2 separate regions of the Mus musculus genome follow, and region 2 is linked to region 1. A link is a contact called in ENCODE Hi-C data. All regions are on one chromosome and are shown on one strand. The core of a region is the stretch at or near the end of the contact, and the rest is flanking DNA. Distances in the headings are between cores, read along the strand shown. Region 1 holds the start of Gtf3c1 (general transcription factor III C 1). Region 2 holds the start of Mcmbp (minichromosome maintenance complex binding protein).

Region 1 (2,942 bases), core at 309-2,808:
TCTCAGCTTCACTGTCACCAGCCTCACTCCCCCTCCGGAGACTTCCCTCTGTCTTTATAGTAAAGGACAGCTTCATCAAGTGGACTAGATGATCACAGGTTCTTTCTCAGACAGTTTAGTCAAGGGCAGAGTAGATCCTGGACCTAAATTTCCTGGAATCCTAGTGGATGCCCACTTCACCCCCTGAGCCTCCTCTTCAGGGTGTTGTAAAACTTTCCACGCTCCCTGCTTCCAAGCGTACTCTTCAGGCGCACGCAGTTCACTTCTCTCCCGTTAAGCTATTCTACTTGGTGTTGCTTGTTCAGAGCACTCTGCCAAGTGGCCGCCTAAATCTAAACTTATCTGGTTCATTATTACCTCTAGAACCTCCTCTGACCTTCATAATATAGCTTAAGAGTTCCAACTTGCAGGGCATGGTAGGGCATGCCTGTAACCCAAGTGCTAGAGTGCAGAGGCAAGCGGGTATGATATGAAATCACACTGAACTGTATTGTCAGCTCTTTCTTCTTTTTTTTTTCTTTTTTTCTCTTTTCTTTTTTTTTTTTGGTTTTTCGAGACAGGGTTTCTCTGTGTAGCCTTGGCCTCGAACTCAGAAATCCGCCTGCCTCTGCCTCGCAAGTGCTGGGATTAAAGGCGTGTAACACCAAGACCAGCTCGTCAGCCCTTTCTTAACAAAAACTTGTACAGGGGAGTAAGGGGTGGGCTGAGGCTAAGGGCAGAGCATGCAAGGAGCTGGATTCTGCTCCTGGAGAAGGACAGATAGGAGAAGGGAAAAGTGCATTTAGCAATCCCTGAATCCTGTACTTAACCTAAGGTTAATCCCTTAACCTCTCGGCGTCAGTTTCCTCCTCTGTAAAATGAAAAGACAATAGTGTCTCGCTCAGTGTCGCGGAACTGAGTTCTGTCGCTTCCAGAACTGGGTCTTGGAACCCACCTATGGGAAGCGCCCAGTCCACCTCGGCTACTCTTTCACTGCTATTCGGGGCTATGCAGACCTCCAGTGAGCTGCCTTAGCTTTCGGAACGAACGCTCCCTAAAGGTCCCTGAAGGACCTCACCTAGTCCCACTTTTTAACCACTTTCCTACTCCCGTCCTATCACCCAACTTAAAGGAACTCTTTAGACTCGCTCCTTTAACACACTGGGAAACAGTTCCGTCACAGCGGATACCCCATCCCCCAGCTCATCTACTCCGGCCTGCTAGGGCGCAGAGCTCAGGTTTGCTCGCCTCCCGCGCCCATCCCCCACGTCCCACGGTCCCCGTTCTGCATCGCACCATCCTGCCCCGCTCCAGGCTCTCAGCCCTCGCCCCACCCCTGGTGGCTGACCGGTCTTGGAGCTGCAGGTCAGGTCTCTCTCGCGGCTCCTCGTAGAAACTGATGCCCGGGTGCGTGGCTAAAGCCCGCCACAAAAACTCCTGCGTGTAGGGTTCCAGAGGCAATGGGAAGGCAGGCGAGCGGGATTCCAGGCGGCTCCACAGCGCGGGCAGGCACAGGCCGTCGAGCCCCTCCAGGGCCACCTCGTCCAACAACGACTCGAGCGCGTCCATGGCCGCTTCAGTTAGCAGCGCCCGGGGCGCCTGCGCACCTCGCCGCCGAGGCCAGGGCCCAATGCGCCTGCGTACAGCGATCCGAGGCCTAGGGAGGACTGATGGGGAGTCCCAGCGCTCCGCCGTGACGTCACGCTACCCGAGGGCGGGCTCAATGATCAGAGTTCCTCCTCCATTGGTCCGGAACCCCGTAGTAACCAGGGGAACTGCAAACACTGTCAGGGCCGCTTCCGGTTCGGGAGGCCGGAACCGCCGCCTCTAGGGATGGACGGTTAGTGTCCGTGGGCCCCGCCGGGAGGTTGGGCGGCCGTCCCTCATCCCTCGGAGGTGTCTCAGGGAGGAACGCCTAGCCACAGGGACCCCGGCCCAGGATGGTGTCCAGCCTGAGGGGAAGGTTCTGGCGGTGCGGGATGGGGACCACGGCTGGGAGTGGTTTTGTAGGAGTCCCTCTCTCAGACTTAGGGAGGGGGGACGGGGAAGAGATTGGCGCGGGGGAGGCGTGAGGAGGATTGCGGGGGTCCTGGGATGGGCGATGGGAATGTCGAAGTTGGTTGGCGGTAAGCGTGTCCCTTGGGAGTACGTTTGTCAGCTCCTGGCATCAGGAGTGGAGGGAAAGGGCTGGGAAGAGTTTTATGTGCTTCGGTATTGTTGATAACTCACGTGAACTGAGTACTGTTCGGTGCCAGGGTTTCTGTAGCTACTGACAAGTGCAAACGTTTCACAGCAGTCCTTTGGGATAGTCACTTATTTTACAGGCGAGGGAGCTGAGGCTCAGACAAGGCAGGCCACTTTGCCTGGCCAAAGTCAAATAGCTAATCAAGAGACAGCATGAGTAAGACTCCTGGACGATGGGAGTTTAAAATCTGAAAAAAAAAAATATTTTAGAAGCCTTCCATTCCAGAGCTTGCCAGTGCACATGTCTACGGGAGCAAGTTTGGTGGGCTGTGACTGATAAACCAGTTGCCAATCTGTACAGAAGCAGATTGTTTTTAGGAGCAAGTCTCAAACTATGATAGCCAGTTAGTTAGTCAGTCGTAAGGCTAAAGGCAGCCTGGTTAGAATCACTGTGGACACTCAGGCGCTCCCTGGGAATAGCTGTTCTGATATCCAGCTTTTCAGATGGGAACACTGATGTCTGAGGAGACTGGAAGGGTCTGTGCTGCTTCACAGTTCATTACTGCCCCTTCCTTCTGCATTGCTGTGAAAGCCAGTGGATGTAGCATGGAAAGACATGTTACCATCGAATGTGTTACATCTGCTTAAAGGGTGCCTTTGTCCTTTGTCCTCGAGGCACTATAAAAAAATGCGTTTTATCAGTTTGCCCTGTCCTGCTGTCGAACAGTGGTTCTTAAAATCTAGGAGTCCTTGGACTCCTTTAAGCCTTTCCTTTACAA
Region 2 (2,847 bases), core at 212-2,711, 3.0 Mb after region 1:
GTTGTTGGGTCCAATATTTTGAACTTCAATTACTAGCACTTAGCGAAGGGCTCTGCCTTCCAAATGACAGAATCACAGGTAGCAGCTTACACACACCCTTTGATAACCACCCTAGATGGCTAGGTTTGAATCTGCCTCTTTCCACCTGCACTGTACTCAGACCATTCATCAGGCCAGGCACACATTCTACTACTGAGCTATAATACCCCAAGCCCGTGGTTTACTCTTTCGCGGGCTTGCACACCCCTGCCCCTGTTGAAGACACTGTGTGTTCACTGGCTATATAATCGTCATGTCTACCCAGCCCTTCTATCTGCCGGCTTTAGTTTCACCCTGGGAAACTACCTGATTAGTTAGAATTCTAGGTAAAATGAATCCGATCCGGTGGGAGCGTTACTACAGAAAACACATTCCACGGAGACCGGTGGCACAGGCCAGTCATTAAACGCACCGAAATCTGGGATGCGCGTGGGAATCGGAGGTCTGGTTAACCAAAAAAAGCAACGATGACAATTACACCTAGAATTTACTCAGCTTGCCTACAGCACTCTCGGCTCCCGTTCTGTGGCAACTCATCTAAGTAGTTGAGTATTTCTAGCTAGCCCTGGTACGGGAACAGGTAACAGAGCAGACGGGTTCTAATGTCAACAGGGCAGGAAGAATAATTTAAAAAAAAAAAAAAAAAAAAAAGAAGAAGCATTCTCCCGGATGTCAAGGGAAACAGAGAGAACTTCTGAGCGAAGGCTCGAGCACTCCCTTACACACCCCGGAAGTTTTGAAATATCCCGCAGGCTCCCACAGGCAGTGGCTTCTCTCCGCGGCCGCTCTAAGGGCCCTCCGTGGGCAAGGGGACCTCTCCGTGTCTGCAGCACCCGGGCTACGTAGGCCACCGGCCCGGAGCCAGGCCGTCAATCACAGCTAGCGCTCGGAGCCGCGGCCCCGCCGCCAGCGAGCCGCGGCCGGGCAGCGGGCAGGTGACGGGAGGCGGCGGCGGCGCCAGCGCCGGCGGCCGGAGACGGCTGCTTCTGCTCGGCTTCCAGGCCCGGGGCCACGCGAGCCCTCGGCAGTGATTCCCCCGGCCCGTCGTCCGGAGTGCGGCCGCGCGGCGGGCCTGGTCCCGCAAACTCCGCTCCCCTCCCGGCCCTGCTCGCCACGCGCCACTCACCGAAGAAGCCTTGCACGATCCCGAGCGGGTGGCTCAGCCAATCTTCTCCACAGGGCATGGCGCTGAGGGCCGGGGCCAGCGCGGCCCGTGCGGCGGGCGCTCCTCTGCGGGCCGAGCGCGCTCGGAGCCCGGCTTCTCGGGGGCTCGGCCGCTCCTCGTCCGCGCCCTCCCACGCGCGGGGGCGTCGCGAGCCACGGGCCTCCGCGCGTCTCAAGGAGAGGTGGCTGCGGTGACGGGCACGAGCGCCTCGGAGCTGCTGGCCAGCGGCCGGAGGGGTGGGGGGGAGACCGTCCTAGCCTCCACTTCTCACAATGGCGGGAAATCGCGGCCACCGACCGCGCTGCCAGCGACCTGGGTGGAGCTCGAGGAGGAGGGGCGGCGGGAGCGTGCTGCGCACTCCCGGAGGGGAGGGAGTGGGCGGGGCGGACGGCCATTTTGGAGACGGAGACAGGTCGGGCAATCCCGGGGCCGCCATCTTGGAGATGGGCAGAGGAGCGCGTCTGTGCTTGGTATAGTGGTCCCTGTGTGCGCGCCTGGTGGCAAACTCCATCAGGGTGCTTCATTGGCTCAAAGTTTGAGTCCTTGCACCTGGACCAAAAAGACGCACGTTCTGCCAACTTCAAGAGTCATCTCTAAGCAAAATTAAAGGTTGAAATTCTATTTGGTGTCTGATCATCTGATCCCCTTGTGCCTCTTGTTTCTGGTGGTAGAACTCTTCTAAGGTGCCCTGCCCAAAGTCCTGTATAAGATTTGCCCCCAGCTCAGTGAGTTCTTCCTGAACGATTTAATCAAGGAGGTTGTGTAGCCTTTGTGGGCATCTCAATATGGCCAAGGAACTGGCAAGTGCTCAGAACTCTCTCCTAGCCCAGCCTTTAGCTTCTAACCTCAAAACACCCAAATGATCTCTGCTTCCAACCTGGCAACTAGGGAGCTATGACAAGATTCCTATACAGCATACAGATCAGAACACTCTTACAGGGCAGACCCTGAAGGGCCTAGAGAATTTAGGAACTGTCAAGTTTTCATAGAGAAGACATTTTCCCTAGAAATGGGATATACCTCAGAAAACCCTGATTTCATCATCTATACCTACTCGGCTGTAAAAAGGTAGTGGTGATCTGAATGTAATCTAGAAAGTATATAGCTGAAGAATAAGAACTTCTTGGTGGCAGAACACTTGCCTGTCATGCAAGCCCTAGCAAGGGATCAAACAGAGAGAGATGGCGACAGATGAACAGAGACAGCTATGACCAAACCCAGAAACCTCTGTAGTTCAGAAGGAAAAGGGAACCAAACCTGCCCTTCTGCCTTTGTTGGTCCCCTGGAGGGAACGTATCCTTAAATCATAGCACTTGGGATATAGTCAAGGAAGGTCAGGAGTTCATAGCCAGCCTTGGCTACACACTGAATTTGAGGCCAGCCTGAGCTACCTATATATGACCCCGTCTCAAAAACAAATAGATAAAAATTAAGAGCTCCACAGTGGTGGCCCATGCCTTTAATCCTATCACTCAGGAGGCAGAAGCAGGAAGATCTCTGAGTTTGATGCCAGTCTGGTCTACACAGCGTGTTCTAGGACAGCCAGGGATACACAGGTTTTCAAGAAACCCTGTCTTGAAAGAAAAATTAAGTTTGTGATCACCCACAAAGAACAATAACTTTGTAGAGAAATGACAGAAGAA

Evidence for each region. Hi-C counts contacts between places; a loop is a spot of excess contacts on that map.
Region 2: a loop to region 1 is called in a map of left cerebral cortex, with 7 times the contacts of the local background. The contact joins the promoter of Mcmbp here to the promoter of Gtf3c1 in region 1. A Hi-C loop is called at or near these places in 2 of 37 maps with a recorded cell type or tissue (T-helper 17 cell and left cerebral cortex).

What each region holds. Positions count from the first base shown.
Region 1 is chr7:125,706,130-125,709,071 of GRCm38, forward strand. Gtf3c1 (general transcription factor III C 1) reads right to left here and starts at 1,559. Exons shown (of 37, transcript NM_207239.1): 1 at 1,328-1,559. The coding sequence starts at 1,548. It overlaps D430042O09Rik (RIKEN cDNA D430042O09 gene), which reads left to right and starts at 1,741. Exons shown (of 28, transcript NM_001081022.2): 1 at 1,741-1,819. The coding sequence starts at 1,813.
Region 2 is chr7:128,738,968-128,741,814 of GRCm38, forward strand. Mcmbp (minichromosome maintenance complex binding protein) reads right to left here and starts at 1,462. Exons shown (of 16, transcript NM_145955.3): 1 at 1,166-1,462. The coding sequence starts at 1,223.